2 separate regions of the Homo sapiens genome follow, and region 1 is linked to region 2. A link is a loop called in an ENCODE intact Hi-C map of the cell type or tissue named here. Cell type or tissue: endothelial cell of umbilical vein. All regions are shown on one strand. Links, peaks and the distances in the headings refer to the core of each region. The heading gives the core; the rest is flanking DNA.

Region 1 (4,524 bases), core at 1,760-4,259, 260 kb after region 2:
CCAGTTATCTTGCATTTGCCTCAGGGCCGTTGCATTAGCTGCTTCTGTGCCTGGAGCACCTTTCCCTTACCGATGGGCAAGGCGCTCTCCCCGCTTTCTTTGGGCCTCTGCTCCAAGGCCACTTTCTTAGGCACAATCCTGTCTTCTGGGTCCTCAGCTTCTTTGCCCTCTTGCCTCTCCAAAGAGGAACTTACTTGTTCAGCTTACTTGTTCTTTGTTCTCTATTTTCAAAGCCTAACTTCCTTGTTCTTTGTACCTCCTTACCCCTAGTTACGGTAAACAACCTTCCCGCGGGTCCTAATCTATAACTCACATCTGTTCCCTTGGATACCCTCGCTACAATTGCCATTCCCGCGGAAACTCTTCTTCCTGCCGAAACCGCTTGCCCTACCACTGTAGCCCACATTTCTGCTCCATTTGAACTAGCCAATCGGGATTAGCTTAGATTGCGCAGTCCAGCCCCAGCCAATGGGAACAGGACACAGAAGCAGCGACTAACCGCATTAGGGATAAAAACCCCTTCTCTCTTTTGTTCGGTGTGCTTTCCTGAAGACCAGATGTGTGAGTGGCACCCTTCTGCAGAAGTAAATTGGCTTTGCTGAAAAATCTTTTATTTCAGTGCTGGTTTTCCTTGAGACTTCGAGCTTTAATTTCCAACACCACCGTGGGACACTCTTCCCTTCCTCTTCCTCTGTCGGCCCCTGCTCATTCTTCAGCTCTCAGTTCAGGTGTCCCTTTCTCAAGGAGACCTTGAGAAGGTGCCCAGGCTTAGTCAAAACCCCTCTTAATCAGGTTATGAACAGCACAAAGTCCAGTCTTCCCTCAATTGACACAATAGTTGCTTTCCTGGAAAATTCGGTGTCTTATTAACACTGTGCAAGAAATCCTTTAAGTTTATATGACAAACGAGTTAGGGCTTGGGTTAGGTTATTAGGAGCATGGTTGCAGCCACAATAGGCCCTGGCAGGAGGCATGGGAGGAGGGTCCTTTCTTTGTGGTGTGAGACTCTCCTTTCTATTGCAAGGCCACCCAGGACCAGCCCCGGTCCCTAGGACTTACCCCTTTCATCATTGTGTCAACTCGAAATGCACCCCAACTTTCCAGGAAGTCCAAGAAGCTAGAGGCTCACTCTGGACCTCACGATTGGCAACCAGTAAGGTCTTTCTACCCTGGAAACTGACAACGACTAACCCCAGCTTAAAGATCTGCAGGCGATCAGCTCCTCAAGGTCCAGTTCCCTGGCTGGTATTGGAGTCATTGAAACTCATTGTCACCCCCCCTCTTCATTTTTGTGCCATCAGGGAAAGCTCTTTGTTCGGCCAGAGGGTCCCTGATCCCTCTTCTAGAGGACTTGAGGGCATCCTTTCCCATAACACTACCTGGCAGCTAGTGTTTACTGAGCACTTACTATGCCCCTAGACACTCTGCAAAGAGCCTTAGATACACTAACTCATGCACCCTATGAAGTGAGTTCTATTGTTATCATTTCCATTTTGCAGATGGGGAAACCTAGACTTCTAAAGAGTTTTGAATCCAGGTATGGCACAGCTCCTGAGTCTGCTTCTAACCGCTACACCACACTGTCTCTCCTTAGACTGCAGGACTGTGCTGGTCACTTCCTATGGCTGGTTTCTGGAAGCAGCTCCAGATGACCCAACTGGAGTTTAAGGCAGGGGATGTGAGGGCATGAACTTGAAACTACATTTACATAACACTTATCTAAGTGTCCTTAACAAAACTAGAGAAGGAGGTGCTGCAGGCTCAGCTTTAGCTCCACTCTCCTATGTCCAACCACACCAGCCCCCAACCTCCAGCCCCATCCCACCCAAGCCCCATCCCCAAATTCTACCACCACGACCACCTCCAGCCTCACCTCTACCTCACAGATCCGCCACCAGCACCTGACCCACCCCGCCCCACTTTCCCTTCTAACTCCACCCTCAGTACTAAATGCACCCCACCCTCCAAAGCCCACTTTCACTCCATTTCACCCCCAGCCCCCTCCGGGCTCATCTCCATCTTCCTTCCCACTCCAGTCTCACCCCAGCCCCTCCCTTTAATCCTATCTTCCACCACCTCCCGCCCCACCCCAGCCTTCCTTTGGCACCCCCTCTGCCGTGTCCTCACTGGTGGTGACTTCACTTTGGGCAGGAGCTGTGTGTACCCAGGACTGGTGTCTCCTCTGACCCCCTACTCCAGTCCCCTAAGCGCTAAACCCTCTATAGCTTAGGGGGCCAGGGGAGCTGCTAGGTGGAGCAAATGATTGATTTCTCAGCTGACATTCAGACCTTCCAGAGGCCCCTATACATGGAAGCTGCCGGTACCACTCACCCTTCTCTACTACCTCAGCCTCAGCACTGCCTTCTTCTACCACTCTTCTTCACAAAAGGTGACAGAGCGAGACTCTGTCTCAAAAAAAAATAATAATAATAATAACAACACTACCACTGCCTCAGCAAAGTTGGGACTATTTGTCTCTCTTTTCACAACATCTTCAACTAATGACAATAATAATAAAATAACAGTACTGCCAGCCGGTGACTAATGCTTGGTTGCATTAGTCAGCAGTGAGAACCAATGAAAACTGCAATGAGATTCCCTTTTGCCTTATCCAACTGGTAAAACATTTACAAGTCTGACTGTTAGAGTAGGCAGATAGCCAGAAATAAGCAGGCAAGGGAGCGTTTGGGAAAAGAAGTCCTGGAGACTCCATTCACTGACAGTCAGCGCCACCCACTGGCGGCCAGCAAAGAGACAATGGCTACACTGGCAACTTCTGGCCTTGTGGTTGGGCTCCTCTGGCCCTAAAGGGGACTTATGAGGCCTTACCCAGAGATAACCATGGTAGGGACTTTCCCACTGACGAGCATGTGCACTCCTCCAGTAACTCGCCCTACAGTAGCCTTTTGCTCATTATAATAACAAGCCGGGCACAGTGGCTCATGCCTGTAATCCCAGCACTTTGAGTGGCCGAGGTGGGCGGATGACGAAGTCAGGAATTTGAGATCAGCCTGGCCAATATGGTGAAACCCCGTCTCTACTAAAAAAATACAAAAATTAGCCAGGCATGGTGGTGCGTGCCTGTAGTCCCAGCTACTCAGGAAGCTGAGGCAGGAGAATCGCTGGAACCCGGAAGGCAGAGATTGCAGTGAACTGAGATCACACCACTGCACTCCAGCCTAGGTGACAGAGCGAGACTCTGTCTCAAAAAATAATAATAATAACAACAAAACACACCCCTGAGTGGAGATTTTAAATGCTAATGAGACAGGCAATGTGTTTACTAGCGCGTACAAACACACAACATTCACAGCCAGGGGGACCACCTAAAACATGATTGTAAGTGACGCTCCCTCATGCCCCTGCACGAATAATCATGTAAGATTCTCATAAAGAGGGTCCCCCAGCACCAGCTGCTGCTGGCTCGTTCTTTCAGAGTGTACTGTCTCTTTAAATAAACACTGCTACTGCTGTTTTTTGCCTGATGCTGTTTTCCAGCCAGGTCAGCCCACTCCTTTCTAGGAACGTACTTTATCTTTCTTCAATAAACTCTGCTACTTCACCTTTGCTGTGTGTCTCTTGGCTGAAATCTTTCTTCCAAGCAGACAAGAACTGAAGATTCCCGCACTTCCCTGTAATGTGACCATAGGAAATATTGGCATAAGCCTGAAACAACAGGAATTTTCCTGTGTCTAACAGCAGTATATGTTGGCTTAATGGCATTGGGGCATGATTTGGCCAATCTAGTGGAGTTGAAGAAGCACAGAACCTGTATAACCCTCCAGTTCTACTTGTGGGTGTGTGCACTTGTGCATGCATCAGGAGACACAGTGAAACTGTCTCTGTTTGGGATAGCGAGAAACTGGAACAACTAAGGTCTCCATCCATCAACAGAAATCACAAATGTAATATGTTAATACAATGGAATACTATACAGTTCTGAAGATGAATGAATTAGAGTTACAGGTAACCAACCTGGATATAACTCAAATGTTGAGTCAGAAAGCAAGGTTGAGAATGATCTGTGTAGCAAAGTGCCATTAATCAGTGCCATTTAGATAGAATTTAGAAATGTGCTTGACTAGGCCTGGCATTCCCCACTTTCTCAGGCCAATGACATGTAGCTGCTCTCTGGGCGGTGTGTCTTGTGGAGAGGACGGACTATTCTTGACCTGGCTGGCACCTCCTCTCACTGCACCCCGATACCGCCACCCCAATACTGCATGCAGCAGGGCTGCCATCCTTGGGTTGTCAGGTTATAGGAAGCCCCTGTCAAATGGTGTTTGCTCCTTTTCTTCCTCCAGCTCTAGGTCTAACCTGCAGGGGGAAATGGAGGGTCCTCGAGCCCGAGGAGAGTGGCGTGAATAGACCTATCTCTCACAGGGAGCAGTCACAAAGTCTGGGACTTTGGCAGCCTTGATGGGGGTTCCTTGGGGCAGGAAGAGCATGGGACAAGAACCATGGGAAGGGAAGGAAAGAGCTAAAGAAGAGCTGCAGGAAGGAGAAAACAGAAGGGGAGGGAGA
Region 2 (5,578 bases), core at 1,731-4,230:
TTCAAAGCAAATATTTAGTGGGAAGAGTAGCCCCATTTTACATTGTTGCAAATTGCTTTAATGTCTGTCTTAATAGAACACAGCTGGATTCTCATAGCTGCTTCCTGCATTCAGTCTGTTGAGACATTACATGTCATTAGCTTCTGGAAAACTCCATGGTATGCTCATAAGAAAATGAAAGCAAAAAAAGGAAAATAACGTCTTACTATTGTAACCAAAGTAGTTTTGACCTCGCTGACCCCTTGAAAGGATTTTCCCATGGGCAAATTCATTCAGTCCTCATGAAAGCCTTGAAAAGTAAGCAATTTGCTTTCTGCTTTGCAGAGCAAGAAACTGAGGCATTGGTGGATACGGCTTCTGTGAGGCTGTGCGAATCACAAGTGGGCTGGTCTCCGATGAGACAGCGAGGGAAGGGGCTTGATGGGGAAACATCCAGGGCTCCACGCATCCCCTCACAGGCTCCTTCTCTCTCCTAGTCTGAGATGCAGATTCAAGATCAGAGTCTCCTGCTCACACTGAGGCATCTTCACAGTGTCCTGGAGGAGCTGCGTGCGGACAGCGCCCACTGGGAGGACGCCAGGTCCAGCGGAGGGACATCCCCCATCAGAGCTCGAGCGGGCTCCGAAGGCAGGGGCTGCCAGCCGGTTTGCTCAAGGGGTCTGGCCCAGCTCCTCCGAGGGGAAGACAGCAGACGAAGCTCTCTCCCTTAACTGGACGGAGATGACACTGGGCTTTAACACTCTCCCCATTAGTCTAACCTTTCACTGTGATATTTCAGGGGCAGAGTGTTGGAATGGGAGTCAGAAAGCCAGGGCTCTGGGTTCATTTCTGCCCTCATCTGCTGTGCATCCCTGGATCTGTCACTCAGCTTCTCTGTGTCTCTGGTTCCTTTTCTGTCACTTGGGATTTCTTGGTGAGGCACACATAAGGTATTGGATGTGAACACACTTTTCGACTGAAAACACAAATGTGCTCTAGTGCTCTGGCAAGCACCATGGCAGTAACCCTATCCTTGGGAATTTTTCACAAGGCAATTGTTAAAACAAAGAACTAGATGTGCAGTAATGGTTACCAAGTGTTGCTATGGTGAAAATTCCAACCCCTGTGTAGTGACTTAGTGGCTGTTTTCTGTCTTCCCAGGAAGCCTTCCCATTCCCCTTCATCTGATAACATATTAGGCCCTGTAACCACCCTGGCCATAGGCATGGGTATATTACCAGGCCTGGCCAATGATATAATTCATGGTTGCCCTAAAAAGATGATTGGCCCAATGGATGGTCATGTGAACCAACAGAGCCAGTCACCGACCTTCCCTGAGATTGCTACCTGGAAGCTCTTTCTATTACACTCAGGCTGAGGCTGCTGGTGGCCATGTTCCTACCAGGTAAAGAAGACCTGTCTGCAGTAGGAAGGAAAGAGGCTAATCTCCAAAGAGAAGTAGAGAGAGGGCCACACAACAGATGGACAGAGAGGAAGAGCGCTGGCTCTTTTTGGTCCCTGGTTTTAGGTCCTAGTTTTGTGAGTTACTCCTGCATTCTTTCCAGGGACCGAAGCCAGTCAATTTCACCCCCCAACACAGCCACACACATCAATTTGTTTTTGGTTAAGCTGATTTGAGCAGTTTCCCTCATTTGCAGCTAGAATGGTCTTGAGGAATATGATCCAGATGTTCAAAGAATCAAAGAGGAGAAATCAATATGAAAATGGCATTTCATTCAATGAGGGTTTGTGACAACAACCTCCGTAACAGCAGGCAACCAGGCTTGTGATACAGCAGAGACACTCAGTTGTGTGGGGTGCTGCAGTCATAACTGAAAAATTGTATCTGCCTATAAGAAAGACTAAAACAGAAAAGGTGAAAATAAAAAAGTCATGGTGTTAAGATGGTCTGATGATCGGTAGCCCTTTTTGTTTTTGAAAATCTACCTGTATGTTGCTAGAACATTGTTTTTATGGCTTTGAAAAAGTAAATCGATTGCATGTAGAGGCAGAGTGGAGGGGGTGCATTATAAGTATAATGTTTGTAGTCAGATCAACCTGTGATTTTTGTATTTGGTAATATAAATGATACCTGCTCTGTGATGCTGGAGCTGGGTCCCTGCAAAGCACCTTTTGGTGTTACCAGCTGCTCCCTGTTAGAGTTTGTTAGGCTTTGCCAATATACAGCATGGAGTTAGACTACAAGTCTAGAGGAGAGAAAAGGGGCTTGCTCCTTCTTCTTGTTTCCCTGTGGGCTTCCTGTTCCTATGAGCATCTCCCAGCAATGTTTCTTCACAACAGGCAGCAATTCCTTCATGAAGCACCAGACTTCTCCAGGATCCAGGTTCCAGACTCCTGGGGCCCCTTCCAGGAGCTCAGAGACATCAGCTTCAGATGCCAGTCCCTCCTCCCCTGAAGTGTGGGTCCCTGCCTTACCTACCTGGCCCTTTCCTGAGCTCAGAGACACCAGCCCCAGCTGAGCTGAGTTCCTTTCTCAGATAGCTGAATTTAAACTCCAGGGAATTCCTCCTGTAAGTTTTAAAGTTTGATAGTTTCTGCCTCTTTTCTTTGTTCCCTCAGCCCTGGAGATGGCAGATGCTTGCTGCAATTCCTACCTTAAAGTTCTTTTTATAACCTTTCAGTCACCCAGTTAACAACTTTATACCTAGTTAGCAATTCTTTATATTAAATTTTCTGTGTTAAAATAACTGGTGTGGTTTCTGTCTCCTACCTGTCCCAGACTGACACAGCTTTTTGCTATTATTACCAATTGCCACTGTAACCATTCTTGGTTACACTGGAAAGGCTAATGAATGGCACCTTATTATTGCTGCATGATTATGTTCTGATTTGTGAAACTATGACTATTACAAATGGACAAGCTGATTAGCCACTATTATCTTGAGAGACATCTGCCTGGCCATGCAAAGTAGAAATGACATTGCTCTCCCATGCCCGATGCTAATCACTAGCACCCTCTGCCTCTCCCTGATTTCCACATTTGGGCCCAAAGACCAAAAACCCCTGCCAACCCCTCCATCTCCAATCTGGGAAGATAGACCTAGAGCTCCAGAACCTGCCCTTCTGGTGGGATATTTGTTGTTCTCCAAGACCCTACATTTGGAACCAACGTTCACTTCCTGATCCTAGGTCAGAGAAAGCCAAAGCTGAGCCCAGATGCTGGACAAGGAGTTGGGATGGAAATTACATCTTCAGCGTTGGTCCTAGAGGTCTGGGTGGGAAATCATGGCCATGCAGGACAGTGAGCACCAGAGGGAGCATGTGGATCATGGTCTCAGGAAAACCCAGGGTTTTCTCTGCTAAGGCAGCAAAAACAGGACTGCACACCTAAGCCTAGCATCCAGGATGAAGAGAGGAGGGGACAGAGATGGAAAAAGGATTCATGAGGTCAGAAGCTAAAAATTTAGGAGCAAGAACAGTTCAAGATGTGAAACCTAGAGTGAGTCAGGGCAGGCAAGGCAGGGCTTACTTACACTGTGACTGATTAGAAATGATCTAATCTCTCACACCTTTACATGAGAGCCAGCTTCCAGTCCTGGGTCAGCTGTGACACCTTACAGAGCCCATGTGTTGTGGTGTATATTGATGTGTAACAAACTGCCTCCAAACTTAAACACAGCAATCCCTTTATTATTGCAACAGCCATTTATTATTGTTGTAAATTATGTTTCCCATAGTTCTGGGCTCAGCTGAGCGGTTCTTGGCTTTGGGTCTCTCCAATGATTGCAGTCAGGTGGTGGCTGCAGCTCGATTTATCTCAAAGGCTTATTTGTTGCCCTCTGGCAGGTGATGCTGGCCTCAGCTGAGGCTGTAAGATGGAATGCCTATACATGACCCTCCAGGTGGCTGGGCTTCCTCACAGCACTGTGTCAAGGGTTGGGCTTTACTTTCCAGTCTTTCTGCATCTTTTCAGGTCCACTCCCACTGCTAAAGATTTTACTCTCCTGCTATTTCTTTAAGTCGCAGTTTATAGAGAGGGAATCTGATTGGTCAGCTTAACTTTTGACACCTGGACATATCATAGGTTATTGGTATAAAGGAGGTTTATTTTTGTCTTCCACTTCTTCCTCCTTCTTCTTCCGTCTCTTCTCCCTCTTTCTCCTTTTCCTCTTCATTATCATCATCCTCATCATGATCATCATACATAGGTAATTAAAAGGGAGGACTTTGACATCAGGCTGCCTAGGTTTGAATACCAGATCTGCATCTTATCAGCTCTCTAACCTTGGGCATATAGCATAACTTTTCTGTGCTTCAGTTTGTTCTTCTATAAAGTGGGGATAATAACAGAAATTACCTCATAGGACTATTGAGCAAATGCAATGAGTCAACATGTTCCTGGAACATAAGCAGTGCTCAGTAAATCTTAGCAATTATTATTAATAATGACAGCTACCATTTTATTTTATTTTACTTTAAGTTCTGGGATACAAGTACAGAACATGTAGGTTTGTTACATAGGTATACATGTGCCATGGTGGTGTACTGCACCTATCAACCCGTCATCTCGGTTTTAAGCCCTGCGTGCATTAGTTATTTGTCCTAATACTCTCCCTCCCCTTGCCCCCCACCCCTGACTGGCTCTGGTATATGTTGTTCCCCTCCCCTGTGTCCATGTGTTCTCATTGTTCAACTCCCAGTTATGAATGAGAACATGCAGTGTTTGGTTTTCTGTTCCTGTGTTAGTTTGCTGAGGATGATGGCTTCTAGCTTCATCCATGTCCCTGCAAAGAACATGATCTCATTCGATTTTATGGTTGCATAGCACTCCACTGTATATATGTACCACATTTTCTTTATTGTGCATTTGGGTTGGTTCCATTGATGTGCATTTGGGTTGGTTCCATGTCTTTGCTATTGTAAATAGTGCCGCAATGGACAGCTACCTTTTTTTTTTTGAGATGGAGTTTCGCTGTTGTTGCCCAGGCTGGTGTGCAATGGCATGATCTCAGCTCACCGCAACCTCCACCTCCCGTGTTTAAGCGATTCTCCTGCCTCTGCCTCCCAGGTAGCTGGGATTACAGGCGTGCGCCACCACACCCAGCTGATTTTGTATTTTTAGTAGAGACGGGGTTTCTCCATGTTGGTCAGACTGGTTTCGAATTCCCGACCGCAGGTGATCTGCCTGCCTTGGCCTCCCAAAGTGCTGGGATTACAGGCCTGAGCCACTGCGCCTGGCCAACAGCTACCATTTTTAAAGTCAGGATAGTTTAGTGATCGTAAGTACAGCCTGGAGCCTCACTGCCTGTGTCCAAATCCCAGCTCTACAATATACTGATTGTGTGCCCTTGGGCAAGTCATTAAACTCTCTATGCCTTGATTTTATCATCCGTAGAATGGGGATAATAGTATTGCCTATCTCCTGGGGTTTTTGTGAGGAATAAATGAGTAAATCCATGGAAAACACAACCGTGCTTGTCATCTAACAACAACTATGTGTCATGTAAACTATTCATTATCATTAGTAATCATCTGCCCTAAATACCAGCACCACACACGGCGCTGTAAAGATCTTAGTGCACTGAACACACTCAACATCTCTGCAAGGGTGATATTAAATCTCCACTTTATGGATGAA

Evidence for each region. Peaks named below come from ENCODE experiments on the same cell type or tissue, not always from the same donor. Only the 100,000 strongest peaks of a DNase experiment are listed, where the experiment ranks them.
Region 1: it touches region 2 in a loop (14-fold over the local background); 4 of 110 quality-filtered maps call a loop at or near these places.

Annotation. Positions count from the first base shown.
Region 1 is chr20:1,467,501-1,472,024 of GRCh38, forward strand. It overlaps a transcript of SIRPB2 not described here. Among named protein-coding and RNA genes, the nearest start is that of NSFL1C, 2.9 kb to the left of the region's middle. In endothelial cell of umbilical vein, for the core only: a CTCF peak has its summit at 2,737 (motif pointing left); a DNase peak (open chromatin) is centred at 2,691; H3K27ac peaks cover 1,803 bases.
Region 2 is chr20:1,206,393-1,211,970 of GRCh38, forward strand. C20orf202 (chromosome 20 open reading frame 202) reads left to right here. Exons shown (of 2, transcript NM_001394958.1): 2 at 477-2,684. The coding sequence ends at 710. Among named protein-coding and RNA genes, the nearest start is that of C20orf202, 5.7 kb to the left of the region's middle. In endothelial cell of umbilical vein, for the core only: a CTCF peak has its summit at 3,242 (motif pointing right); no DNase peak of the experiment used is centred there; H3K27me3 peaks cover 331 bases.